7 separate regions of the Mus musculus genome follow, and regions 2, 3, 4, 5, 6 and 7 are each linked to region 1. Evidence: chromatin loops called from intact Hi-C (ENCODE). Cell type or tissue: heart. All regions are shown on one strand.

Region 1 (4,000 bases):
TTCTGTGCCTCTATGTCCCCGTCTGGAAAATGGGTTAATCGCCTCACCTCGCAGGGGTGTTGCAAGGTTTAATGAGGTAATGATGTTTGAGCTCTTTGAGCTTCAGATGAAAGTGATAGCCCAGAACAAAGCTTGCTGGTGATTATGCATAATTAAAGCTCTGTAGGAAGGTTGGTTTGAGTTACCCCCAAAGCCATCACAAGAGAACCCAGGCTTAGAATAGACCCAATGTGCAAGCCCCTGGGAGTTTTCACCCCATTGTGTGATTCTACTAAACTAACTGTCATGTTTCATGTCCCATGAGCAGAGCCCCCCAAGACAGTGTGGGGCAACTTATATTACCACTGTCACCCTGAGCCGATGCCTACTGCCCTGACCCTTGAGATATGTTAATCAAATGGCAATGGATGCTCACGCACGCACCCAGTGAATTCCTTTACGTTTCTGTACAATTTTAAAGGCATCAAGCAGAACCACTTCCATCGGTCTGGTCCCCCATGTGATTGTGAAACCCTACATTTCATTTAGAAAAGGAAAACCTCTTAAACTACAGAGTGTAAAAGAAAATATCGGTTGTGCAAATTAGCATCAGAAGGACATAAATGACCCCAGGTTAGTCTCCACCCAACGCAGTTTAATCAAAAACAGAAGAGGGGATTGAATTCAGTGACGCAGATGAGGGCTTCCCAAACAAGATGGACAGAACACCAAAACCAAACAAAAACAAAACAAAACAAAACAAAAACAAACAAACAAACAAAAAACCCAAAAGAGATACACGGCCCTGCCTGCGCCACACTCGGCCAGACAGAGAGCTCTTTCTTCCCTGGCAGAAAGCAGCCTGTGTTCGTGCCACTCTACAGACATGCACAAGACACAGGTCCCGGAGTTTCTCCATAGTGTAACAGCCGCAGCCTGTGTCACCAGGCTAGCGCCAGAGAGGGAAAGTCTTGGGTTGTGGTGCGCCTAACATGCCCACCTCCCTCGGTGTGCTTCTACCTGATGACCCAATACATAGCTTTTTTTCGGTAGCTTAGGAGCACTTCGTCTGTGTAAATGGAGGAGCCTCTGTGAGGAGGCAAAGGAAGCAGCAACCTGGATGGCCAATCTGAGAACCACAGTCAACCTCAGAGACGAGCAGCACTGTGCTTTGAAGGCGCGCAGGGGCTGGGAGTCGGGGATTAGCTTTAAGCCAATAGAAAGGCCTTCTCTTTTTGTTGTTTGCATTGGGACAGGCTTTCCTTGTGTGACTAGGATGGCTTGAAACTGGAATTTCTCCCAAGACAAGCCCACTTCTAACAGCACTAGCCGGCGAGGAAATGGACTGTTCACCAGCTTCCCAGGCGTCTGTGTGGGGTTTGAACTGTCGGCCTTTTACAGGGAGAAACACTGCGGACTCATATTCTGCTGTGAGGAGGAGATAATACCAAAGACTCATGTAGACCTTCACATCATCGCTTCAGAAGCTGCATGTGAGGCAACTCCTCTCCGGGCTCCTCTTCCAAGTGTCTATCTCTCCTTGGACACTCATCTTGGGAGAATTTAAACGATCGTTATAAAGAATAATTTCCCTAGAGGATACAAAAACTTCCACTTTGTATTCCGATCTGAGTCACGGGGAGAACAGTCCAAAGGAAAACACAGCAGAGACTGGGCTCCTGAAGTCCGGAGAATACCAACTGCAGGCGTGGTGCTATACCGACTCTGTCCTCTAGGTGGCAGCATTTAGTTATAGCTGCGCGTCCACGTCTCCTTTCAATGGCGCCTGGAGGACGACTGGGTTGAGTGAGTTTGACTTGGTCCGCTTCAATTTTCAAACTATGGAGCATAATCAATGAAGATTTTAATATCATTAAATGAATGCCTCTGCTGGGGAAAAATAGTTGGAATTCAGCTCTGCCTGACAAAGAGGAAGCAGCCTATTGATCACACTCAAGGTCATAGCTGGCTCAGAATTGCCAGCCTATCACGTTCCCTTACCTCCTCGGATATGCAATCTTTTTCCCCTTCTGCCTTGAAAGCTACGTTAAAGCAACATAGGCTGGTTATGACTGTTCTGTTTTTCATTTCCAGGTAGTTTTTAAAGATTTAAAGATGGACAAGGCCGCTAACTGTATCCAGTAAAAAATTTTAAAAAGTTATGTACTGTGTTTACAGCTAAAAATCAGGGCACGATGCTAATACTGCATATTATTATAGACTAGGAAAAAGACTTACAAAAAAAATCCTCATAGGCCAAGTATGCCTATAGAGGCCAAGCAATCAGGTCTCTGTGCAGGGGAGCCACTATAATTTATTGATAGGAAGCCTCGTTGTAGATGAACATCCAATTGCCACTTGATTCTGTCCTTAAGAAAGCAGTCTATGAAGTTGTGAAAGATCCTCTAGGGCAGACATTCCCAACCAGTAGATCAGGGTCAACCAGCCAGGCACCTAGCTTACCTGGAGCACAGTCAAGTCAGGGCTGCCCACACCCTCTCTGGATCAGCAGGTTTCTAGCCTGTGCTTCCAGTTAGGAAGAGAAAGTGCAGTCTCTGGACTGGCCTCTCACCAGGGCCATCCACACTGTGCTGGCCCAGGGCTGAGACCTGATGATGTCCCTTTGGGAATTGTTCTACTTCTCTGATGAGGGTGCTGGTCACTGCCCTGGGGTCAGAAACCCGCACTCATTGGGGAGTTTCCAAATCTTATTGTTTGTTTGGCTTCCTGAAACCTTCCTTCTGTGTCTAAAAACCAAAATCTGTTTTGCATAGGTACTAGTACTGTTGTTGTTGTTGTTGTTGTTGTTGTTGTTGTTGTTGTTGTTTTCTTTAATTAAGAAAAGGAAAGAGTAAGCTTTAAAAACTCCATAGCTCACCTGAAAAATAACAAGAGTAGTCAAGAGCACATGAAGGAGTTCTGAAAGGGACCAACGTCAGAGCTTGTCAGTAAATACAAACAAGGCCAGCAGGAGAAACCTTCAACAGGAGCGGAGCGCTCTCAATATACAAGCTAAGGCTTACTCGAATTACCGACAGTAGTTAAGAACAGCAATGGGGCTTGCATAGTTGGGCTTCCCCACTTCAGTGCAGCTTCAGGAGACTCTCCTATTTGTTTGCTCAGCTGCCATGACAAAGTACTACAGCTGGTAGCTTACATAAGAGACATTTCTGAACTCACAATTCTGGATGCCTGAATCAAGATCCAGCTGTCGCAAGAGCTGGTTTTGTTTTGTATGTTGTTTTTGATTTTTGTAAGAGCTCACTCCTTGGCTCGCAGACAGATCTCTCTGTCTCCTTGCATTTTTTTAGTCTTCCTGCTGTGCGTGTCTGTGTCCTAATCTTTTCCTGTAAGGACAGGTGTCCATGTACAATTCTCCCATATGGCTTCATTTTGGCATCAAGGATCATGTCTTCCAATACAGCCGGTCTGATGTGAAAGCATCAGCACATAATGCTGATGAGGGATGTAACTCAGCATGCATATTACACAACCTCTTTACACAATGCTGTGTGTGTGTGTGTGTGTGTGTGTGTGTGTGTGTGTGTGTGTGTGCACTCGTGCAAGCGTATGTCTGTGCACTCACACACACACAAACATGTGAACAAACATATATGATGTTATATATGTTTGCATCTACACATATGTATGTGAACAAACATAATATACATAAACTTATCAAAAATTATTTTAATGCACATATTCCTGTGTACAACTGAAGGAGACTACACAAAGTCTTTGTCACCCTTACCAACAAGGTAATAGCTACAGGGACATACCTGTAGATCAGAGCCACTCTAGTATGGCAGGGATGGGGCTGGTGAGGGGACAAGAAGAGGGATTTAAACCAGCATGCCCAGCCCTTGCCCTACCTCCCATGCTCAGAATCAACACTTGTGGAGAGAGGCCACAAGAGAGTCCAGTAGAAAGGGTTCATTCACAGGCCTGACTTCATGAACTCAAATCAAACTTGGGTTCAGAAGAAAGCAAGAAGATCCTCAGGATGCAGGTCCTCCTAACA
Region 2 (4,000 bases), 140 kb after region 1:
CTTACCTTGCTCTGAGAAACCATTTGCCAGAAGCAGAGGTGGCTCTGAACAGGCCGGGAGGAATTTGCTCATAAGGGCAGTGATCTGCCTTTGAGAAAACGTGCTTGGAGCCCAGATTTTAGAGAAACGTTTGGATATTCTCCACTGTTGCTCCAGGCCTGCTAACAAGAAAGAATGTGTCAAGCGCGTGTCCAGGGGTCCATAGCAAACATGGTGGTGGAAATAATGACCCTTGCTCTTTTGCCCATTAAAGTGACATCTTTGCCTCCCAAACCCTCCAGACTCTCAGAGAGATAGCACCCTAAAACTCACTTTCTAAACAAACACACACATACACACACACACACACACACACACACACACACACACACCAGGAGTGAAGGATTCCATATTGCCAATTGATCTCTACTTGTCAAGGGGATGACCGTGAGTTTATTAACATTTGCTCTTGAAAATGGCCTGCCTCGCTCCACCCTCACGAGTCCTTTTGGTATAAAGATCTTATCCAAATACACGATTGACCTCTGGGGCTATTTAACGTTTATGTTGTCTCTCTCTCTTACTCCCTGGCCTTGTTTTCTCATAGGTTTGCTCTTTCAAATGTACATAGCATGGATAACATAGGTCATCTGCCTGAAATGTAAATCATGGGCAAACTTTCAGCTGGGATGAGTGGCTGCGAATGTGACTTACAGTGGATACCTGCTCAGTATTCTTGAAGCCATGGTTTCAACCACAAGCACAGAAAAGGGGGCCTGGGGGAACGACATCACATTGTATGCTACAGATAGACACAGCATTTAATGGCTAGTTATGCCTCGATAAAGTTCAATTACTTTATGTGTTTGTTCGATTTTCTCCACCACACTAGGAATGGAAGCCAAGACCTTGAGCGAGCTAGCCAAATGCTCTGCTTCTGAGCCAAGTCCCCAACCCTAGAAAATAAAAATAACTGACATTTCAGTAGAAACTAGGGAAAGAATAAAGAGCTCTGGGTAACTCAAAGAGTTAAGCCATTATATGCACAAATAACAGAGGTCCTGTACAGAGGGGGGCGGGGGGAGAGAACAAGAGCTCCTTGGAAGGAGTCGACTGTAGGTCACACTGTCCTTTCCATTGTCAAGAGCTTGAAAGAGGCTAATAAACCCAGCAGCCTATAGCAAAGGTAATTTATTTTATATTCCCAGTCATCACATGCAATATTTTTGGAAGGGGAAAGCAAATATAATTCAAAAGGAATGATAAACAGTAAAACAATACCTAGTCATGTTTCTACCTTCCAGTTATGAGATCACATGCCTTTCACCTCCCTGCAAGGTGTTTTCTCCATCCTCTTTCTGGTGTCATCATCTTGGGGGTGACTAGCTAAGGACATGGGGTCAGCTTCACTAGCCTGTAGTCAGAGGCCCTTCTGAGGGATGAGAAGTGATGCACACCACCTGAGACAAGCAACTTGCAGGTGTGAGTGTCCACACAGGCACCTCTCAGCTCCACCCCACAGAGAACACACCCCTTGGCTGGGGGCTGCTCCAGGCTCAGGGACTGATTACAATGTACAGCCGAGTCCCTGAGCCCGTGAGTAGCCCGCCCAGCTTCTCCTGGGCTCCAGTGAGAGTCTAGCTGGCTACATTCCTGAGTCACACTTGCTCCATTTTAGGTGGGTGAGGTCACTGGTCTGCAGATGAGGGAACGGTGCAGCTCGTTCATGAGTTGGAAGAGATTACCATATGACCATTCAGTAAACAGACTGGAGTCCCCGGAGGGTTGCAGACAGCTGGGCTCTGCCTCTGGCTGTGAGCAGTGGGAGCCCTGGGACTCCAGAAGCCTGTCCATGCTTTAAGAGGAGCCAAATCTCTGCCTGAGCTCACGTCACACCAAGTCCCGAGTCAGCCAGCTCAGCAGGAAGGAGCTCCTCACAGGAGGAGGACTCGCTGCTCTGTGCAGGTTTGCAATGGACTCTGGGTAAACAAATACCAGCACTTAAAAGAAGGGCGCTCTAAGCCAACACAGCACCAGGCAGGCTGGCCTCATAGTTCTGTGCTGATAGCAGTGGGGCTGCTGGTCAGAAATGCAGCTTAGCCTTCTGCTATTCTTTAAGGTAGAACTGTGACAGGGAAACAAATCCATTTAACAATCAGCAGAAGGGGACCCTAATCAAATGTCTGTGAAACTACAGAATGCCCTCCGAGAGTGGGATCCATCCTGCTTCGGCCTGCCAGGGTCCCACCACCTTCATGATCAATTGGAACATCCTTTCCATGGTCAAGTCAGATTAGCTCCATTCTGCTTCTGCCTCAGGCTTCATCTTCCCTCCCTTCCTTTCTTCCTGAGAACTCTCATTTTTAAGCTATGAGGTAGGACTGTCATGGGACACACTGAGCTGCCTCTACACTGGCGGCATGATCACACAGTAGGTGACAACCAGCAAGGATTACAGAGGAAGTTAGTGTGTATCATGAATGGGAAGAAGCGAGGTACAAAGGCAGACAGCACAAGAAGGACACCCTTAGAATCTCCAGAAACGAAGAATAGAGGGTGAGAGTCATGGTGCTGGAGGCTCTGTGCAGGAGGCTGTCTCCAACAGCCTGTGAGGTAACTTCACAGTGAACCATTTTCACAGGTCAGCACAGAACCTCTTAGAAGTTAAATCGCTTGCCCAAAGATATGGTAAGAATCAAGACGACTGGAACCACACAAGGACCCCCAGCCTAGACGCTGTGTATCCCAGTCACAGTTAAACAGATGCCAAGGCACACAGCGCCTCGGGGCCACTGGGAGTTCTGCATCCTGCCAGCCACTGAAGTGGCTGTGGAGACAGAGACAGGGTAGGAAGAGTAGAAGGCGGGAAGGAACAACATACGCTACCACGATCTGCTGTAGGACTGGCATGACTTAGGTGACCAGGGAATGTGGAAATGACTGGCATACAAAAAAGGCTGGGGTTGTATGGGCCACGTGCTCCGATGGAGGAGCGCCAGCAGCAGCCTGGAAACACAAGTTTATTACACAGAGCTGAGGTCACGGAAATCCTGGAGGAGACTAGCTAGCAGCTCTCTGTAGGAGAGCAGTCTCAGGTTGCAGTCATCCCTGAGGAGGGAGCTCTGGGTGACAGTTTATGCACACAGTGTCAACTCCACACAAGAGGAAGGCCTTGCCATCCCTCTGAGAATGACCCAGGGAAGGCCTTGCCTGAGGCACTGAGAAATTGGCCATGGCTCTGCTCATGGCAATAATACACACTTACTTTGGACTTCATCTGCACCCCACAATGCATAATGGTACGTGAGTATGGATGAGTATCTATGTGTGAGACTTTGCAAATCTCGCTAAAGAATCTGAGCTTGCTTCAGGTCATGGGCAGTCATTTGCTTGCTATGGTTGAATGTGTCCCCCTCGGCCATGAGGGTAACTCAGTGGTGGAGGACTTCTCCAGCCTGTGTGAGGCTCTGACTTCACTCACCAGTACTACAGAAAAGTGAGCACTAGAGCTGGGTAGATAGCTCAGGTAATAAAAGTATTATTTATTGCACTGCACAAAGATGATCACCAGTTCCACCAAAGACCAGGCATGAGGAGCACACTTGCTGGGGGGTCAGGGCAGGAACCTCTATCAATATTGATGCATAAATATGAACATTGGGAACAGGGACTGCTCTCTGTCATTGTCACACACACACACACACACACACACACACACGATACTGTCAGAGACAACAAATGTTTAAGTTATCTTCATTACAATGGCCACTTCAAAATGCATACATATGTCCAAATATCATACATATGTCCAAATAGCAAGACATATTTTGGAGGGTAGTGAAAAACGGTCTTACCTAGTAGTCCAGGCTTCCAAATTATGGCATTCTTCCTGCCTCCCAGTTTAATTAAATTTAAAAGAGAAAACAATACGACGTAATGAAGCACGCAGACAGTGTGACACCACAGTTGTGTTGTTCCCAGAGCTATGCGCCGTACATCAAGATCAAAGGCATTCCCACAG
Region 3 (4,000 bases), 660 kb after region 1:
AAGTTTTTTTTTGTTTTGTTTTTTTGTTTTGTTTTGTTTTGTTTTTGGTCACTGATGCTAGAAACTGCTTGCTGTTAAGGTAAGGACTGAGAAGTCCTGTTCACATTGACTGGAGTTCAATTAGCAGAATCTGTTTTGAGTTTCAGAGTTTATGGGAGTTGCCTTAGTCAGGGTTTCTATTCCTGCACAAACATCATGACTAAGAAGCAAGTTGGAGAGGAAAGGGTTTATTTGGCTTACACTTCCATGCTGCTGTTCATCACCAAAGGAAGTCAGGACTGGAACTCAAGCAGGGCAGGGAGCAGGAGCTGATGCAGAGGCCATGGAGGGATGTTCTTTACTAGCCTGCCTCTCCTGGCTTACTCAGCCTGCTCTCTAATAGAACCCAAGACTACCAGCCCAGAGATGGCACCACCCACAAGGGGCCTTTCCCCCTTGATCACTAATTGAGAAAATGCCTTACAGTTGGATCTCATGGAGGCATTTCCTCAACTGAAGCTCCTTTCTCTGTGATAACTCCAGCTGTGTCAAGTTGACACAAAACTAGCCAGTACAGGAGTCAAATGAAAGCTGGGCATTCCCTCTGCAGAGAGATGTTCATGAAGATAGGCAATCATTTCTCCAGAGGTCCTAAGGATTTTTAGCCACATTGCATGGCTGGAACCTTTGGGAGAGTCCTTAAGACTGAATGACTAGGTGGCTGGTGACCTCTACAACTTCAGAGAGAAGGTATCTTTCAGAGAAACTTGGGCACCTTGCAGGTATACTTGGTGAGTTCATGAGTTTTGGGCTAGTGAGATGGTCTACCAAGTAAGGATGTTGCTGCCTAAGTTGGTGACTTCACATTGATCTTCCAAACCCACAGGATAGAAGGAAAGAAGTGACTCTGGCAAATTTTTTTCTGACTTCCATGTGTGCACACCCATTACTCAGCCTCTTAAAAAATAATTAAAACTCGCCTTATGTTGTCTGTGATTTACTTTTGATTCTTCAACACATTTAAAACAGTTATTTTAAAGTTGTGTGCATTCACTCCAAAACTTCTCACTGTGGGCCTGCTTCTGCTTCCTGCATTTGCCCTTGATGCTGGCTTGTGTTTTCCAGCACGTCTCAGTAACTCCTGTGTACCAGGTATCATGTTCCACAAGACAGTAAGGGAAAATATAGATGATCCAGAAAGCTTCTTTTCCCCTTTAGATTCAGTGTGATCTCTATTATGGAATTGGGAATTTAGTGAGGATGTTTAGCCACTGTCATGGTCTGAGTATGAAATGTCTATCAAAGACTAGTCTGTGTCAGTATCTGACCATCTGCAGTTTGGCTACTGTGGCAGGTCATGGACACTTTAGGAAGTGAGACCCAGTGGAGGAAGTGTGCCACTGGGATAGGTGTTTGGTGGTATCTTGCCCTTTGGTCCTTCTTCACTCATTTGATCTGCTTTCTGGCTGCCACACCATGACCTGTTGTATTCTGACATTCCCTCCCCTCTGCTATGGACTGACATCTCTGAAACTGTAAACTGAAACAAATCTTCCCTCCAAACAATTGTTTTTTGTCAAGAAATTGATCTCTACAGTGCAAGATTAACTAATACCACTCTGTTGCCCAGGTTTTGTTTATCTGTGGTTTCTGCTATTTTGAAGAGTATATTCAGAATTACATGGAGAGATTGGAATATAGGTATTTTAGGCTACAGCATTTATTTTTGCTTTGCTTTGTCATCCAAACAATTACTCGCTCTGGGGACAGTGTAAAAGAATCCAGAAGCTAGAAAGATTATTTGAATTTGGCTTTTCCTGATTCATGGCATCAGAGATTGCCACACATTCTGAGTTCTCTCAGCAGCTCCCTCTGCTGGCTGCCTCCCATGTGCATACAGGCTTGGTCCCCTAGAACAAAAGCATGTGTGGTCTTTGCTCCTGGAGGAAAGGCCATCCTACCTTACAATTTGGTTATTTTTTACTTAGCATAAAGAAAGACTATGTGGGTTTTATTTATTTGTGGCTGTTTTCTGGTTTCGTTAGAATGGCATCCTTTCTCACCTTCATCTCTAATCTTCATCTGAGGCAGAATGTAAGGCTAGCAGACTGGTACTCTGCATACACACACACACACACACACACACACACACACACATATATATATATATATATATATATATGAAATTTTATTTTTCATATGTCACATGCAATTTATGAATATAAAATATTTATATATACTATTTTATATGAAATATATACAAATATTTTTTCTTGTTACTAAACTTAGTCTCTGGGCCAAGCCTGTCCTTGAATCTCTTATTCTCCAACTTTAGAGTACATAACACGGCCACATGGAACCAGTTTTGCATATACGGAACAGCCTCTTAGGCTATTTCAAACCTGAAAATACTTAATTTCGTATTTTAAAAGTATAGTACCTGATACAATCTCTTATCTCGATTACATAAAACATTTCTGAGATACCCACAGGTATAAGAGCCTCTTTAAAGTCTTATTTGAGAGAAGTTTTAGGTCTGGTATCTGTTGCACAGTGTAAATTTGGACAGTTAAAAGTGCAGAAATGGTGATGTAGTACACAACTCAGTTGTGAGTTACAGGATGGAAGAACATGATGTGAAAGGAGGACATATGCATGCATCAGCGTAGGGCTCTGTAACCCACAGCTGCACACATCAGCCTAGGCCTCTGTAACCACAGCTGCACACATTAGTCTAGGCCATACCTACCCAAGAGCCTTGATACTCTCCAGTGGGGAAAGATGAATCAGATTCTAACTCAGACCATGTTGCCACATTTTAATTACATGTTTTTGCTACTTGTGTTTTGGATATATGTATATATTCAAGTTGCTTTCAAAGATTTCATTCATATCCAAATCACATGCTTATAATCCTGAAATTCAGGGGGCAGAAGCAGGAGGACTTCAAGTTTGAGGCTAGCTTTAGGTATGTAGTGATACTAGCTCAAATGATTTGTTTTGATTCACTCAGGTAATCACCGAGTGAACTCATGCTGCATCTCTGAGACCCGCTACTTGCTTCAGAAAGTGGGGTGGGTCTGCAGCCAAGTGACACCAGAGTGGACTCTCTTCCTAATCTTGCTGAATATGCCTGATTCCATAGTAACAATTTAAAAAAAAAATCAAACCTTGTGCTTTCATTATAAAATCTCAAGTTTCACTTTAATGTGCTGTCTTCCTAGCCTGACTGGGAGCAAGTTAGATGTAGAGATTTATGAAATAGATGCTTCTGCACTCTGCCAGAGCAGAACTGAAACCAAAGTCAGTCAGTGCAGTTGAAGTGCCAAGTCAGCACTCTGAAGCTAAGCTGCCACCTGAGCAACCTTCTGAGAGGTCAGGAGAGAGGCCATGCTAAATGTCCACAAGCCTCTGTTTCATCTTCATCCACAAAAAGCTGCGGGGCAGGGGAGGGGCTAAATGGTAGCCAAGGCGACTGTCAATCTCCACACTCCCACCTTACAAGGAAAGGAAGTTGAAGTGTCAAATTCTCTTTTGTTATGTTTCTGCTTTCCTCAGCTTGTGTCTGTCTATGAAACCAACCTCCTCCTCTCAGCTCATTAGAACATTTATTTTATGGGACAAAGTATTGCCTGCTTCTTGAATGCCAAATAACACCAATTAAGATCTGTATGGTAAATTGCTGTGATTTTGTCTTTTGATGGTAGCTATCCTATAATTTTCATCTGTGTAATCAGCCTAGAATGATTCATTACTCTTGGACAGCAAGAAATGTTTGTTGATCTTACTCAGTGTCTGTTGTTATGATGTGGGAGAGCCATGTATGCTAGCAAACCTGACATCTACAACAGTTCACCATACCCTATGTATAGGGATATGTTCTCATTTTCTTGTGTGGTAGGAGGGATCTTGTTGTGCAAGCCACTTCATGTCACACCAGCAGTGCAGTGGAATGCCATTGGATCATAGTTTACTTATGACAATTCAATTTACCACGCACTGGCTGTATATGAAGAAGCAC
Region 4 (4,000 bases), 500 kb after region 1:
ACCTGAGGACGCAAGGATTCGTGCCAAACTTCATTTGAGTCACAAACACTATTTATAATAGCCAAAATACAAAACAACATGAAGTATTCCTGCTAGTGAGTGAAAACTAAAAAGTGGGCTTCTGCTGGAACATTTAGCCATTGAAAGGATGAAGGTTTAGTCTTCACCCTTTATACTGTGGTTGACCCCTGACAAACACGCACAGAACATACGAGACATATATAACTTGGGCTGGAGAGACATATGAGACATATATATTTGGGGCTGGAGAGACAGCTAAGCAGTTAAGGGCACTGGCTGCTCTTCTGAAGGTCCTGAGTTCAATTCCCAGCAACCACATGGTGGCTCACAACCATCTATAATGGAATCCAGTGCCCTCTTGTGGTGTGTCTGAAGACAGCTACAGTGTGCTCATATACATCACATATAATTCAATCCCACTTATATGTAATGTCAGAACACTCAAAGTCACAGGCAGAGAAGCCAGCATTAGTTACTGCAGGTTAGGAGGGGGAAGGAGAGTGAATGTCCACTAGCATTTCTTTGTGGGGGTCTCAGAAATGTTCTTGAATTATTACACTGTGGTGATAGCTGTGCAATTCTGTAGATAATTAAATTTAACTAAATGTACAATGAAAAGTGTAGCTTTTATGGTAAGTGAATTCTATCTCCAAAGCAAATTATCACCAAGGAGGGGAAAGAATGTCTTAAGAAATGTGTGCAGGAGAACCCATTTAACTAGAGACTTTACACACGCCAACATGTTTGCGCTAGCTGATTTCAGAGGACAATGTTCTACATGGGACTGCTTTTGCCATACTTAATATGCAGTCTGAAAGACAGAGTCACAGTCAGGCCAGGAGATGGCTCAGCAGGTTAAAGTGTTTATTATAAAATCCCAAAGACTCAAATTCAATCCTGGGAACACATTTCAAAAGCCAGATATAGTGGCCCATGTCTAGCAATGGCAGCATTCCTACAGTGAGACAGAAGGCGAGGCAGCAGCTGGGATCTATGTGTGCAGCACAGTGGCAGAAAGTGCAATGCACGCACACATAACTCATGTGTGCTCGCTCTCTCACATCCACTCTCTCAATACATCTATAACACTAAGAAGAAGAGACTCAGGGTTTGGATGATAAAGGGACACTGTTCACATTGAAGAGTTCTGCCCTGGGCTACACAGTGCACTACTACACTGAAGAAAATTGGGACGAGTATGAGAAACTACTCATCAAATTACGCCTGTAAATTATTCACAAGTATCCTATGTTTATGTAGTCTATTTAAGGTATTTTATGTGAATATCATCAGTGCTACAGAGGGTGCTCAAACTCTGATAGGGTCTAAACTATCAGATTTGAGAGAAGTAGAGTATTAACCAGTGTGATGAGGAAAGACGTCTTCAAGTAGTATTTTATGAAAACTCCCAGGAGGTCTTCCGAACCACCAGCACAGATCTGATGGACTCTTTAAGTGGTAAAGGGCTCACAGAGAGGTAGAAATCCTACCTCTCCTCATTTAGACACTGGAAACATTTGACGGCTGAAGTTGCTATCGTAGCTTTTGCTTCCAATTAACAGGACTGTTACGTTTTCACCTTCAAGGCCTTACAGCTCCCCAGAGCAATCAATCTACGGCAGCTCAATTACTGTACCAAGCACACCCCAGTCAGCAAAGGAGATCGGAACGACTGTGGCAGGGACACGGCGGTATGAATATGCATACATTCTAAGTGGCCGATCAATTCATTGCAGAGGGTCATGAGAATTTGCCACAAAATAATGAGAATAATTAATCACTGATGAGTCACAAGGCACTTAGGACGCAAGCACGGTTTTCATGTGTGTTGGCATTAAGGTGAAGGGGAAACTGGTTTTCAGCCAACTAAGAACTGGTCCATATTCTTCAAAACTGAAGTTATCCTTATAAATAAGTAAAAATTTAACTTTATTGCTAACAAGTCAATTACAATGATGGCTTCAGAAACCTAGCTAACTGAATTCAAAGACACAGACTCTGTGAGGCTGCAACTCTATTGGAGCTAACACAATCTCTCTCAGACAGACTACAAGGTTCCATATATGTAGGGCACCATTTATGAGAGGGCTAACATTGCCAGACAAACTGTAAGGTCCTACATATGTAGAGCACCCGCATGTGCATGCTAGCACAATGCCAGACAGACTACATGTCTCATAGATATAGAGCACTATGTGTGAGAGGGCTAACATTGCTAGACTTCACAGAAACAAGCAGTGCTAATCGTAACCTAGTACAGAGAGACTCATCCAGTTAAACAAACTGTTGTTTGGCTAACTTGTTGAGAAATCATATTAAACCAGGCACAAGAAAGCTATGCTATGTAGAAATTTCCAAGTTACTATACTAATTTTATCCCCTAAGCAGTATTTACTACTTTATTACACACTTTAAAAAGCATAGTTGTAACACATTTGAGATGTATTTTATATCTGGAAGGCATGAAATTAATTTTCTTTGAATTGAAATATATAAATGGTTATAAATTTTTCATTATCATTCAGTCTCTCAATGGAGTAGTTGTTGAATAATGCCACCTCTAACTCTAATTTTCTGATTAAACACCGAGGACATTAAATTTTTTTCTACCTAAGTACAATATAGAAAATATGATATAAATGCAGTTTTTGATACTTCAAAATGAACATTTACTATATACTATTGGTGACCAGTGACTGATTTAACGATGCCTTGGAATGTGAAATCCAGCACGCCACACGCAGACATCAGCACACCAATTTTGAACTGGCTAGCATGAAGATTCTCCAAATACAATGAATATTAACCAGCACTATTAAGACTCATTGGTGATCATACAAACTTCTAAGTACTGGAACCACACAAAAGTTCTCTCTTTTCAAGATTCAAAATTTTTCAGTAATGAGAAATATTCAAGGATATACTAACAAACTGGCTGGGGTTAAAATAATAATTTTGATGGACATGGCTCAATGGTTAAAAGCACTTGGTGCCCTTGCCAGGGAACCTACGTTTAATTACCAGCACCCACATGGCAGCTCATAACTGTCTATAATTCCTGATTCCAGGGGATCCAATCTCTTCTTCTGACTTCCACAGGTATCAGAAGCACACATGGTGAACATACATACATACATAAATGTAGAACACTCATACATACAAAATAAGAATAAATATATATTTAAAAATGCTAATTTCACTCTTCATTTCTTATCAATCTTCACAGATATTTGTCAAGTGCTAGTTCATACTGTCAATTTGACAAGCGTTAGGGCTACCTAGGGGACAAGCCTCTGAGCACAGCAGTTAGCGACTGTCTAGATTAGGTTACCTGAGGTGGGAAGCGCATCGTCAGCTGGCAGCAGCATTTTATGGACTACTGTTCTGGACTGAATAGGAGGAACAGTTCTAACACACAGCCCAGGTCTGATTCTCAGTGAGGGCCAGTGATTCATCTATCTTCCTGCCTCCTCACTGTGAGCACAATGTGCCTCTGCCTCAAGCTTCTGTCATCCTTACTATAATGCATTCCTAAATTGGGAACCTTCCTCCCTTTTGTTAGGTATTTGTTTCCTAACAACATGTAAAGTATCTAATGCAGTTTCTGGTTTTGTTTTTTGAGGCAAGGTCTCACGATACAACCCCAGCTGACCTCAGACCCTTGCTTCAGACCCTGGGATTACAAGAGTATACCATAGTACCTAGCTGAAATGTTGGGTTTAGTTTATATAGATATCTTTGAGGGAAAATTCTTTTTTTGGCTTTACTAAGAGGAAGGGAGCAAGCAACAAGGCATTTTTTTTTTTTTTTTTTACCCCAGGGCAAAAATTTTCTAAGAAACTGATGTCAAAGTAGTTCATCCTAAGTTTTGTAAAATAATGTCCTGGCAGACACGTGTTTGTGAAGCACAGGTAACTCCCTATGGCCAGCAAGTGGTATGTTCTGCTCCTGTGCACTGCTCTGTCTTAGCTCTGTAATC
Region 5 (4,000 bases), 720 kb after region 1:
CTAGAAATGTCCATTCAGTTCATTTAGGACAGGGGTGGGGAATATGGCTTTTGCCCAGTTGTCCTTGATTCTGGGGTCTCCCGTTCTGCCTGCAGCACCCCATGTGGCACCTGTTTGCCTTTCCATTCCAGGCTCTGTTTTCATCTGTGCCCTGAGGGGCTGGAATAATCTGCAAGGTCATTCCACGTCTTTGTACACGCTCATTCTTGTGACTGCAGGATACAAGGCTGATGTCCTGCATCCTGGGCACCGGAGCTGCTACTAAACCCTGAGGGTAGCTGCCTTCATGCCTGCTCCTCAGGAATTCCCATAGAGTGTGGGACTCCACAGGGGCCCTCTGGCTTGAGGGTGAAGGAAAGCCCTGTTTGTTGGTTTGAAGTAGTTGGCAAACTGGCATTTTAAAAAGGAAATAGACTGTGGGGTAGAGGGTTTAATTCAGGGAAATATTTGGAGGACTCAGTGTTTGTTCTGAGAGGTCATCAAATAGGTTTTGTTCCCACACTCTCTGGAAAGATGACGCTTCATTAACATGGCAGCATGAGGTGTAGTGGAAACGGCAGAATTGGGAACTCTGAAAAGACACATTCACTAGATTCCACTTAAAATGTAAAAAGGAGTGGAAAGAAAACCAATGGACATTTTCTTGAGGCAGCTGAGCGATACAAAACACAGGCATCTTTGTCTCCTCCTTGAAGACTTCCACAATGCCTTCTCCTTTCTTCCTTTTGACTAATCTCTACTTCTGAGAGGTGTTGAGTTTCGGCCAAACTTTCCGCTTCGTTCGCATCAAAGACTGCCCTCTTGTGAATAGCCAGCTCTCACCTACCCCTCGCCTTACTCACTCCTGACCAGCGGACGCAGGTCAGTCCCCCATAATAATTAGCTCACAGGCAGAGTTTCCAGGCTGCTCCAGGAGCATCAATCACAGGGATGAATGCAAGCCGGTGTGTGGGAACCGCAGGGGCAGCCAGGAGCTGAGTGAGCACTGCTGCCCCAGGCTCAGTCCCAAGCCACACTCCTTTGCTCCATTCACCCTACAGCTTGACAGAACAAATCACACGGGTACCTGATAAACTAGGAGGCTACCTGTCCCACAGAGAGTGAGGCTGGCTAAGTTCTCTGTGACTCCATACTTCTGGGTTCCAGGCTACAAAGCAAGTACCAGCGAGGCCTCAGCTACTTTGTCTCATTTGCTGATCTCTCGAATGTCCTTCTCTTCTAGTCATGAAGTTTTGGAGAGAGAAGTCCTAACAAAAGGTGCAACATGTTAGCTTGCATTCTTTTGAGCTTCCTAAGGTTTAATCTCCCCTTTGCTGTCTCCTGACCAAGGCTGGGGTCCTGATGGCTCCCTGACCCCATGTTGTGCAGTCATGTCTCTCTGCCTTCTGCCCCTGCAAAAACACCCGGGACTTTGGAACTTGAATTCAGATCTTGTCATGAGTGCTACTTCTCTCTGCACTGTTATCTGGGGTGACTCCCCACACCAATAAGAATTCAGATAGGATTCAGCCAGAAAGTTGGAATTCAGCACCGTATAGAAAGGTCACGAATTTGCTACCGGGGGCTTCTGGGTAGGGACTCTTGAGTACTTTCAGATTCTGATATGTCTTCAGTAGAGAGTCACTTTGGACCTGTACAAGACCCAGTGCAGGATCAGGTCTATGCTGCCCCCTGGTGCTCATTTGTTTTCCTACATCTAATTTATTCTATATTTACAGTCTTACATTCAGGACAGATATCTAAAACTACAAGAATCAGGAGGGAAAGATCCAGTGCAGTAAAGTCATAGATCTCTATAGTCTCTAGGGACCTAAGACAAATGTTTTTACCATGAGACACACCCCATTTTATCTGGAAACCAGCATAAATATGTGAGGAAGAGTACAAATAACAGATCCAATAACTTTAAGTTGTTTTTGACAGTAAATGATTAAAAGTGTTTCTGTTTAATATGTCTTAACTTTTAATCAGGATTTATTTTATATTCCAGTAAACTTTACTTTTTATGTAGATCAGAGGGGGAAATAATGCAACATTTTCAGGCACATGTATGCACATGCATGTGTACATATATGTATATAGCTTTGTGTGTGTGTATGTGTGTGTGAACAGATGAGTGCATCCATGCATGAACATGTAGAGGCCAGAGGATGACATTAATGTCTTCTATTTTTCTTCTTTAGTCTCTTAAGACTGAGTGTCTCATGGAACCTAGAGCTTGCTGGGTTTGAGCAAGCCATAAGGCACTTCTCCCAGCTGGCACTTGCGTTACAGGTGCCTGAGATGCTCAGGGCTTTTTATGTGGGTGCTGGAAGATCCAGACCGAAGTCTTCATGCATGTGGACTCTTGTCCACTGAGAATCCTTTCAGCTCTGGTATATCTTAAATTTGTATTTCCTTGCATGAAAACCAAAATAGAAGCCTGAAGTCTCTTCAAGTCAATTTGAACTTTAGGTCAGAGGCCTCTGGCTTTCAAGTCAGAAGTGAAGCGTGAGACAGGGTGGTCTGGGAGAGGCCACAGATCTTTATGTGTGAGTTATGGCTCTCCCAACCCTCTGTCAGTACACTGGAACACTTTGTCTGCTGGGCACACTATGTCAGACATTTTTAATATGTTCTTGGAATGCTGCTCTCTATGAGGCCTGAAGGCAAGAGTCCATGTTTGGAGTAAACAAAATATGAGAATCATATCAGCTGTTAAGAGGATGGATCTTTCCAAGTAGCTCAGACACATTGGCTGAGTGTTGAAGACAGCAATGATGCCAGCACATCATGCATTCATATCTTGTATGGCTGAGTCTGAGAGTTACAGGGAAGATGGCCATGCTGGGTACATCTTGAAGATGGTCATGCTGAATGCTAAACCGACATGATGATCACGCTGAGCTATCTGGGTAGGGAAGCCATAGCTGGCTGGCCAAATCCAAGAAGTTTATGGAAACTTTGTCTAGATGGTAATACCGGTGGACGAGTTTCCGGGAAGGCTGATGGAGAGAGAGGGGCTGGCTGCACTGGGAATTAGTCACTGGATACCTGTGAGTAGCAGGTTTCCAAGGAATGTTCACTCCTAGAATTGAAGACTCATTTGTATGGTGTCTTTATTTTCTCTCTCCTTTTCTGTTTATGGGATGAACTGTCCATCCTCATCCCTGGTTCACAGGTTGTAGTTCTAGCCCTGAGTCGCCTGAATTTGTGGCTGTATTTAGAGAGGTCTTTAAGCTGGTAATTAAATGAAAATGAGACTATTACAATAGGCCCTAAACCTGTGTAGCAGATGTCCTTGTAAGGAGAAGAAATTTGGATGCAGAAACAAGAGGGATGGGTGAAGACAGAGATGCAGAAACAAGAGGGATGGGTGAAGACAGAGAGGCATGCACCTGCACACCAAGGACAGAGGCTTACAAACCCTAACGCTGCAGGCATTAGGATTTCTGACTTCCAACGGCCAAGGTTTGGAATAAACCCCCCACAGTCTGTTGCTTAAGCCATCAGTCTGTGGCACTTTTACCTAGGAAACGAACCTAGTCTTCCTTTGAATTTAGCAGGTTTGGGGAGCATAGCAAGACGACTTCCCACGCAGAATTGACTCCGAGCATGTTCACTCCATGAAAGGTCACACTCTGCAAGTAGCTAAGCATCCTAGAAGATGTAAGAATGGCTTGTCTGAACAGCATCCAATATCTTTAACTAGACGAGATACATGAGAATGATTTCTGGAAGGAAGGCCGAGTGTGTACACCTGGACCAGACAAACATCTTTCCCTCACATTCTGTGGTATCCTGTGGAGGGAATCCAAATGGTCTGAAAAATGTTCACGATCAAAATGGATCTCTCTTTTGTGGGTACATTGGGAGGAAGCCCAGGGCTTGTGCATGGAAGGCCAGCACTGTACTAGGGGTACGTACATAGTCTCTAACTCAGCAATGTTCAGTCTGTGGCAACGTATGGATTATGACCCCTGTGTGGGGTTAAGTGACCCTTTCACAGGGGTCACCTAAG
Region 6 (4,000 bases), 130 kb after region 1:
ATACTCTTTCAGCTTATACAACCCACCACCACTGTTATCCTTCAGTCTCTTTCCGTCACAACCCCAGGTCATACTTTGAACAACTTAAACAGAAGCAGGAGACTGCACGCCTGGCTGCTTGGACACAGAAGAGATTTAGACAGCAAAGATACTGCTAGGATTATTTTAAGTACACCAGTGTTATTTTTTGGATACTTGTCACCCAGAGATATTTTACCCAGTTGGCAAAATTACATATTTTCTGACAAGCACATGGACCTTAATGGGACACTAGAACCTAATGGTGGTTATGACCCTGTGACATCCCCTTGAGCTGCCTGTTAAGAGTCAAGTTCTTTCAGGGGTATGGAGCCTAAGGGTTGGTCAATACTAGTGAATAAACATTTGCATCCTAACATCCTAACTCCCTTGTCTCTAACAGGCCTGGTTAGCATATTAGTTATCTTTGAGGTATTTGGGAAGTAGAGCTACTTTAGCTAAATTCTGCTTACATAACTTAATATCACCTAAGAGAATCTATTAGTAAATCTTCTATAACATCAATTTTATTATTTTGAGTTTCTTCCGCATCAATACCAAGGTAATAGGGCTGATACAATATGTGGCAGCTCTGGACTCTCTGCAAGAAGGCTCTGAAAAGCCACTACATGAAGCTAGGAAGGTGAAGCCTATGTTACTATAGACCCCACAGGTATTGGAGATGTCAAAACTTCCAGATGTCTGCTTAGGAAAGCCATGAAACAGAGTGAAGTAAGCCCAAGAAAGAGGTTATATGTGACACAGGAAGCAGAATTAAAGATGTGGGGCTACACAAATAATGTCACCAAGAGACCTAGATGCTAGAGATGAAGTTGTGGGATTTGTTGTTTGCCCTCCTGGTTTTCAGACTTATTTTTGGCCCAGTCTTTCCTTGCTGTGCATCAATTCCTGCTTTTTGTAATGGAAGGTTTCATATCTGCCATTGTATACTGAAAGTATGTAACTTATATGAATTCACAACTAGGAAAATACCTCAAATATCAGAAGATTTTAGACTCTTTAAACAGTGCAAGCTGTTAAGACTATGAAGTCTTTTGAAGTTGGACTGAAAGTATTTTGCATTATGAATGAACATGAGCCCAGAAGGAATAGACATGGAATGTTACAGAGTTTATTTTTGTTTTTATATTGAGGCAGGATCTCACTATGTAGCCTTAGCTAGCCTGGAACTTCCTATATAGACAAGGCTGACCTCAAACTCCCAGAGTTCTGCCTGTTTTGCCTCCAGGATGCTGGGATCACTATAGTCAGCCAATGTTACAACTTACAGTGATGTCCTTGGATATCAAGTCGAGAAGGAATAAACTCATGATGGTTAGTGTTTGTTGTCAACTTGACTGGAGTAAGAGTCACCTAAGAGAATACCTCTGGATATCTCTGGATATCTCCATGAAGGTGTTGAAGAAGGAAGACCCTTCATAAATGTGGGCAACACCCGGTTATGGGCTGGACGCTCAGACGAGAGAAAGACCTAACCAAGCACCAACCTCCCTGCATCCTATCTGCAGATGCGATGCTACTAGCTAATCGCACTGTTGCTGTTCACTTTTCCTGGTGTGATGGGTCAAAACAAACCCTCCCCTCTTTATATTGTGGCTATCAGGAATGTTGTCACAGCAACAATGAAAATAAATAGTGCATCTAGACGATGGCTAACACATAAGGGTAAACTGTGGCGCTGAACCTTTTAAAGAACGATGACTCGGTGCCACTCAAGACACCAAGTCCTCTTCCTGAAATGCCCTCTTCATTTCCCCTCCTTTCTGGCGTCATCCTTTTTACTCCTACTATTTTCTTTTTCCCTTCTCTTCCCAATTCCAAAAGCATTCACAGAAACAAGATGTGCACCACTACCCCGAGATCCACACTGAGAACCAAACCACCTGGAGAGCTTGTGTGAAAGCTGGCGGGGGGAGGGGGCTATCACAGGCCAATCAGATCATAGCTTCTTGGATAAGCCTGGTCACAGGCCAATCAGATCATAGCTTCTTGGATAAGCCTGGTCACAGGCCAATCAGATTATAGCTTCTTGGGTGAGGCCTGGTCACAGGCCAATCAGATCATAGCTTCTTGGGTATGGCCTGGCCACGGGCATTTTATCACCAGCACTTCTCGGGTCCTGGTGTGGAGTCCCTGCTTTAGACCTCTGCCTTCCTCTTAGCCAGGGGAGAGAAACTGCACTCTGGCGTGATCACATTCCTGGAGCATTTCTTAGGAAGCCTGATAACCTAAACCAAACACAAAATAACAATGAAAACGAAAGCTGATGATTTGAGTGTTTCATTCTTCTCCACGTCCCAAAAGCTGAATGGAAGGCGCATAATGGTTACATCAACCGAGGCTAAAATCTATACATACAACATAAGTAAAACCACTTAAGAGATGTTAGGAAAACCCACCAGCAAGATAAGACCTTCTCAGACTCGAGCTGGAAGAGAATGGGTCTATGGGACAGCTGACCGCAAATCTGTCTCCCAGATGAAGAGACCCCCATGTGAGGAAAATAAAGCTGCCAAATTAATACAAGTGTAGAATTTCCCCTTTGGCATGAGAAAACAGAAGCTAAGACAATCACTGATAAGACCCTCTAAGCTTTCAAGTGAATAAATTTGAATCTCTTTCCAAAAGAAAAGAGAGCACAAACTGGGGGTGGGTGGTGTATTAAAAGATTTAATGCAGAAAAGGAAAGAATATACATTGAAGACATATGTGTGGTATAGTGTGGTATATGGTGAGTGTGTGTGTATATGAGGTGTGGTGTGGTGTGTGTGTGTGTGTGTGTGTGTGTGTGTGTGTGTGTGGTGTATGTGTGTTTGTGTATGGTATGGTACGCCTGTGGCGTGTGTGTGTGTGTGTGTGTGCACTTAGATACTGGGTCTCCCAATGTTACCCAGGATAGTATAAAATCTCTGGACTTAAAGGTTGTGGAGACAGCTCAGCAAGTGAAGCAAGCCCTCCCCCCTCCCCCAGCACCTAATAAACACTGGGATGGCAAAGCAGTCAGCCTCTAACCCTGGGGCTCAGAAGGCAGAGACAAAATAGATCCCTGAAGCAAGCTAGCAATCAGCAAGCAAGCTTTAGGCTCAGTGAGAAAAGCTAACTTAGTGAATAAAGGGGAGAACAATTCAGATAGACTTCCAAAAGGAACCCCTGTGCATATATATCCAAGCACACATGTGCCCACATACAGGCACACATATGTACATACACGTGTACATAGGAAAAATGTAGGCTCAAATTATCGTGCCTTAGCTTCCCGAGTGATGGTATTACACGCATGTGTCAATGAGCTGGTACAATACAAACATTCTTTTGGATTTTCAACATAAAGAAGACACAATAAGTACTCCTACCAAATGAAAATCATGCTCCCTAAAAAGGAAAAAAAAATGAATCAAGCCAGAAAGATGGCTCAGTAGGTAAGTGTTTGTCACCATGACTGATGACCAGAGTTGGATCACTGGGACCCACATGATGTGTGGTGGTTTGAATGAAAATGACCCCCTTAGTCTCATAAGACCTGGCACTATTGGGAGATAGCCTTGTTGAAGGAAGTGTGTCGCTGGGGGCTGGGCTTTAAGGCTTTTGATGCTCAAGCCATGGCCAGTGACTCCCTCTCTCTCTCTTCTTTCAGCCTTCAGATCCAGATATAGAACTCTCAGCTCCTCTCCAGCACCATGTCTGCCTGCATGCTGCTATGCTTCCTGCCATGATGACAATGGAGTAAACCTCTGGACCTGTAAGTCAGCCTAACTTAATGCTGCCTTTTACAAGAATTGCCGTGGTCATGGTGTCTCTTCATAGCAATATAAAAGAAACTAAGTCATGTGGAAAGAAAGAATCTACTCCTTCTTGCAAGATATCCTCTTATTCTATCCAAGTATCGTGTCATGTACACACACACACACACACACACACACACACACACACACACACATAATGCATAGGTACTTTGACCTGG
Region 7 (4,000 bases), 260 kb after region 1:
TATGCACTCACATAATAGAAGGATTTAGCATAAATACTTCAAATCAGGAGTGTTTTCCATACAACTGCCAGAACACTCAAGATTTAAAGTTTTGTTTTACTTCCTCAAGGAAACAGCTAAACTCTAAAAACAGCTGATAAAATACATTTTAATTTTAAGTAAGAACTCTTCTCCCCAAGTTGAACGAAATGAAGAAAAACTGCTCACAAAAGTATGCAGCATAAAACAAACAAACAAAGAAACCTACATATACCTGGCGGTGGTGATAAACGCCTTTAATCCCAGCACTAAGGAAGCAGAGACAAGTGGATCTCTGTGAGCTCAAGAGCAGCCTAGTCTACAGAATGAGTTCCAGGACAGCCAGGGGCTACACAGAGAAACCCTGTCTCAGAAAAAAAAAAAAAGTACACAGTGCCCCCTGCTCTCATGTAAGATGCCCTTATATATAACTGTGGCTTTGAAAGGGGGGGGTGTGTGATATATTGTTCCCACTCTGCCACCTCTACTGTAAATGTCACTTCTAGGTGACTCACACCGCATCCTGCCCTCTCTCTCTGTTGTTTCTATGCAGTGGCCTCACCGTCTCTGGATGAGATAGTCTTCCAGGATGTCCAAGCAGCGCACCATCTGGGAGAAGATAAGCACCCTGTGGCCACCAGCCTTCAGCTTTGGCAGCAGCTTGTCAATCAGCACCAGCTTGCCAGCAGCCTGGATCATTGCCTGGAGCTGAAAATCTGGAGACTCTGCATTGTGTGTTTCTTTAAACTCTTCCAAAATTTTCTCTTCAGCACCTGCAGAGATTGGATGGCATGACGTGAATACTGTAAGAGGTTTTTATTACTAAAAACAATGGATTTGCTTTCAAAACCCACAGCAAACTGGCAAAATCAGAATATCCCATTCACATGTAAGAGCAGGAAGCCACCTGCTTACTCCAAGTTAGATCCACACATAACCACAGGCCTAAAAAGGGACCAAAGTTTTAAGTTCCATATACTGAGGCAGTTTGGAGAGAGATCCACATTTTCCAGCCACCAAATGTTTGCTGACTATATTAAAAAACAAAACAAAACAAAACCAAACCAAAACCAACCAAACAAAACACACCCAGATTTCAACAACAGACTGTTAGGCCATAGGTGTCGAAAACAAGCCAAGGGCCAAATACCTACAGAAAAGCTAGAGCCTGAACTACAGGCGAAGGGGGTGTCAGCTGAGTAAAACAAAAACAGCAATGCCCAAACCCTCCAAAGATGAAAACCAAGGCAACCTATGGCTTCCTGGCTAAGTCCCCTTTCTCGATGTTCTACACTGTGCAGAAGTTTGAGTGCGGTAGAGCACTCAGTGGAAGGACATGTCCCCGAGGAGGAAGGCTCACAGAGTGCGGTAGAGCACTCAGTGGAAGGACATGTCCCCGAGGAGGAAGGCTCACAGCTACGGCCTCCATCGTGCTGTGGGTTCAGGCAGCGGCAGGTAGGCTTCTCTCAATGCTCCAGTCCTTTGGCTGGAGTGAAGCAGAGGTGATCTGGCCCCCTCCTTGGCCTCTGGGCCCCCAGTACACAGGGCTGGGTTTCACACTCTTCTCCTATCATAGATGCTTTTGAGAACGAAAGCACACCAAGTTTAACCCCAAGCACTCACTTCCTGCCATTATACTGTGCCAGGAACTTCCTCCCACTGTATGTGACGTACCGATGTGGGTTACAGAAATCTCCCAAAGGCGTCTGAAGGTCGGGTTGGGTCAGGAAGGCCACTGTAACGGCTTATGGCACCTCCACAGGCAACACAATGCCAGTGAAGGACAGTCTTGCTTCCATTTAAGGTGGTGTTGAGGCTGTCCCCATGGGGTCATACAGAGAACACTAGATGAGTTAAGAATCATCAAGGGCAGATTAAAGCCACTTGATGTTTGGAGCGAATGCCAGGCCTTCCACAGGTGCACGACCTTTTCACAAAGTGAACCGGGCAGAAAATGCCAACTCTCTCGGAAGGGCCTGACCCTTAGTCGCCTTCCACAAGAACAAAAAGCTGAGATTCAGATTAGTTCTGTAAGTGTGGAAACAGACCAAGGAAAGATAAGGAGGAGATGCCATGTTAAGGACAGAAGCCACAGTGTCCCTGACTAAAGGTGATGGTGTCCCCAGGCCTGCGGTCTGGAGACCTGGCAGGCACTAGGTTCAGAAAGCTCTCCTGGGCTCACACAGAGACTCACAGTGAATTATCACATTATATCTTTTAGTAAGTTTTACTCTTTTGTATAATGCTCATAAGATGCTTACGATTTAGAAATGAATAATTTAACCCTATGATATTTGGGTATTCTTTGTCTATGAGGCATACAACCCGGGATAAAAATGAAGTGTAATATAGTTTAAAACCACTTAATGATCAAGGAATTGTCTTTTAAAAATGAGACTTTCACTTTGAGAAAGCAAATGTCAGGCAGGCTGGAATTATTTTAGTGAAAAATTGAAACATAAATAATTCAAAGAGAAATCTAAACTCACATTATAAAATTTTAAATTTATTAAGAAGCAGCAAAACAACACTCCTGCCTTTTTGATGCCACTGATAATTTCTTTCCTTTAACTTTTAGAATTTAAAGTGTGTGCATACGTGTGCATGTGTGCATTCGAGAGTGGATGCCTGCAGAGCCAGAGGGATCAGGTCCTCCCAAGACAGCGTTATAAGCAGTTGTGAGTCATGGGATGGGACGTGAACACCGGGGTCAAACATCTGGAGACAGTTGCAATTTCTGCCCCATGTATCACAAGACAAAATTTAAAAATTAGCAATTAAAGATTTCCTTTGAGGTTAGATTTGAAAACATCAACTGGATATGGGTTATGATAAACTCAACTACTTAGTTAAAGTGCAGCTGGTAGTGCATTCATCTTGTATGCAGAGCAAAGGCAACTGGAAAGAAGAGTAGAGCTTTCCTCCTTCCACAGAGAGCTGCTACTTGCCGGGGACTCTGGCTACCATATGCAGACACTCTTCAACCACATGCATCTTTATGGCATGTACTCCCACCATCCAGAGTTCTCTCCCACTAAGCTTATCTTACCACTCCCACCAATGTACAGATTTGCTCCTACTTTTCCAAAGACATGCTCTGTAGAATAGAAGTTTAGGCCAGTTGGTGCACTTTCCTCTCTTACGACTAGTTCATAACAGCTTACTACGGATGATTAAACTTTCTTGCGGGTGCCACTTGGACACAGCCATAACTCCATGAGAGCTCAGTTACAGATCCTGGATAAGCCTGGATAAGAGTGTGCAGTGGGGCCCTGGACCAATCCCTGAGATGTCCATGAGATACACTGTCTCACTGTCTCTGGAGCTAGGAGCCTAACGTACATGTTTTTTTTTTTTTTTTTTTTTTTTTTAACTTTCCAAAAAAATGGGTACAAGAACCCCTCCCTAACAGTCACTGTGTTATTTATTCTTAGGACAAGAGAGCTCACCTCAAGGCATGACAATTAGGACAAATACCTCAAGGAGTCCTAAGGGGCTCTAGAAGAAGAGCTATCTATACAGGGGACTCCAGAGACAAATCAGATACAGAAAAGGGCCCCTGCTATGTTTTGGAGGTGGGGGGAGCCTTGGCAATGCTCTCTGCATACAATTAACCAGAGTGAGCAGGAAGGACATGGAAGCTCAGAGCAGTCCTCCTTGTCATGGGACTGAGCGTCTGTGACACAGGCCTCGTCAGCACCATGAGTCCTTTATGTAATCTCTTTTTCTCCTCTTTCCTGCTGGGGGTTGCTGTTATCTATTTTCTCTCTATAAGCTATGAAATAAAAGTATGCGCGCATAGTCAGGTGTGTCCTCCTCATACACGAGTACTTTCCCTGAGTCCCAACTCAGCCACAGGCTAGTGGACACCATATGGGCTCATAAATACTGTGTGGTTAGCTAGCACAGTGGACGGGCAACTATCAGACATGGTGCTCTCTTAGAAAACAAACACTACTGAAACACTACTTAAAAACAGGAG

The links. Peaks named below come from ENCODE experiments on the same cell type or tissue, not always from the same donor. Only the 100,000 strongest peaks of a DNase experiment are listed, where the experiment ranks them.
Region 2: a loop joins it to region 1, with 2.3 times the contacts of the local background. A loop is called at or near these places in 3 of 42 quality-filtered maps.
Region 3: it touches region 1 in a loop (7-fold over the local background); 3 of 42 quality-filtered maps call a loop at or near these places.
Region 4: a loop joins it to region 1, with 6 times the contacts of the local background. A loop is called at or near these places in 20 of 42 quality-filtered maps.
Region 5: a loop joins it to region 1, with 13 times the contacts of the local background. A loop is called at or near these places in 19 of 42 quality-filtered maps.
Region 6: a loop joins it to region 1, with 2.3 times the contacts of the local background. A loop is called at or near these places in 3 of 42 quality-filtered maps.
Region 7: it touches region 1 in a loop (2.5-fold over the local background); 9 of 42 quality-filtered maps call a loop at or near these places.

What each region holds. Positions count from the first base shown.
Region 1 is chr4:9,094,964-9,098,963 of GRCm38, reverse strand. No RefSeq gene overlaps it. Among named protein-coding and RNA genes, the nearest start is that of Gm50597, 25 kb to the left of the region's middle. In heart, no CTCF peak of the experiment used is centred here; DNase peaks (open chromatin) are centred at 1,743 and 3,143; H3K4me3 peaks cover 565 bases; H3K27ac peaks cover 655 bases.
Region 2 is chr4:8,952,396-8,956,395 of GRCm38, reverse strand. No RefSeq gene overlaps it. Among named protein-coding and RNA genes, the nearest start is that of Gm46842, 44 kb to the right of the region's middle. In heart, no CTCF peak of the experiment used is centred here; a DNase peak (open chromatin) is centred at 1,745; H3K4me3 peaks cover 867 bases; H3K27ac peaks cover 2,213 bases.
Region 3 is chr4:8,430,454-8,434,453 of GRCm38, reverse strand. No RefSeq gene overlaps it. Among named protein-coding and RNA genes, the nearest start is that of Gm42252, 13 kb to the right of the region's middle. In heart, a CTCF peak has its summit at 1,865 (motif pointing left); no DNase peak of the experiment used is centred here.
Region 4 is chr4:8,599,493-8,603,492 of GRCm38, reverse strand. All of the region lies in intron 6 of Rab2a (RAB2A, member RAS oncogene family), which reads right to left. Among named protein-coding and RNA genes, the nearest start is that of Gm42253, 43 kb to the left of the region's middle. In heart, no CTCF peak of the experiment used is centred here; no DNase peak of the experiment used is centred here.
Region 5 is chr4:8,378,528-8,382,527 of GRCm38, reverse strand. All of the region lies in intron 1 of Gm42252 (a long non-coding RNA gene), which reads left to right. Among named protein-coding and RNA genes, the nearest start is that of Gm42252, 39 kb to the left of the region's middle. In heart, a CTCF peak has its summit at 1,667 (motif pointing left); no DNase peak of the experiment used is centred here.
Region 6 is chr4:8,963,835-8,967,834 of GRCm38, reverse strand. No RefSeq gene overlaps it. Among named protein-coding and RNA genes, the nearest start is that of Gm34428, 43 kb to the left of the region's middle. In heart, no CTCF peak of the experiment used is centred here; a DNase peak (open chromatin) is centred at 1,994.
Region 7 is chr4:8,835,342-8,839,341 of GRCm38, reverse strand. Chd7 (chromodomain helicase DNA binding protein 7) reads right to left here. Exons shown (of 38, transcript NM_001277149.1): 16 at 581-791. Among named protein-coding and RNA genes, the nearest start is that of Gm46842, 74 kb to the left of the region's middle. In heart, a CTCF peak has its summit at 1,778; a DNase peak (open chromatin) is centred at 1,711; H3K27ac peaks cover 1,096 bases.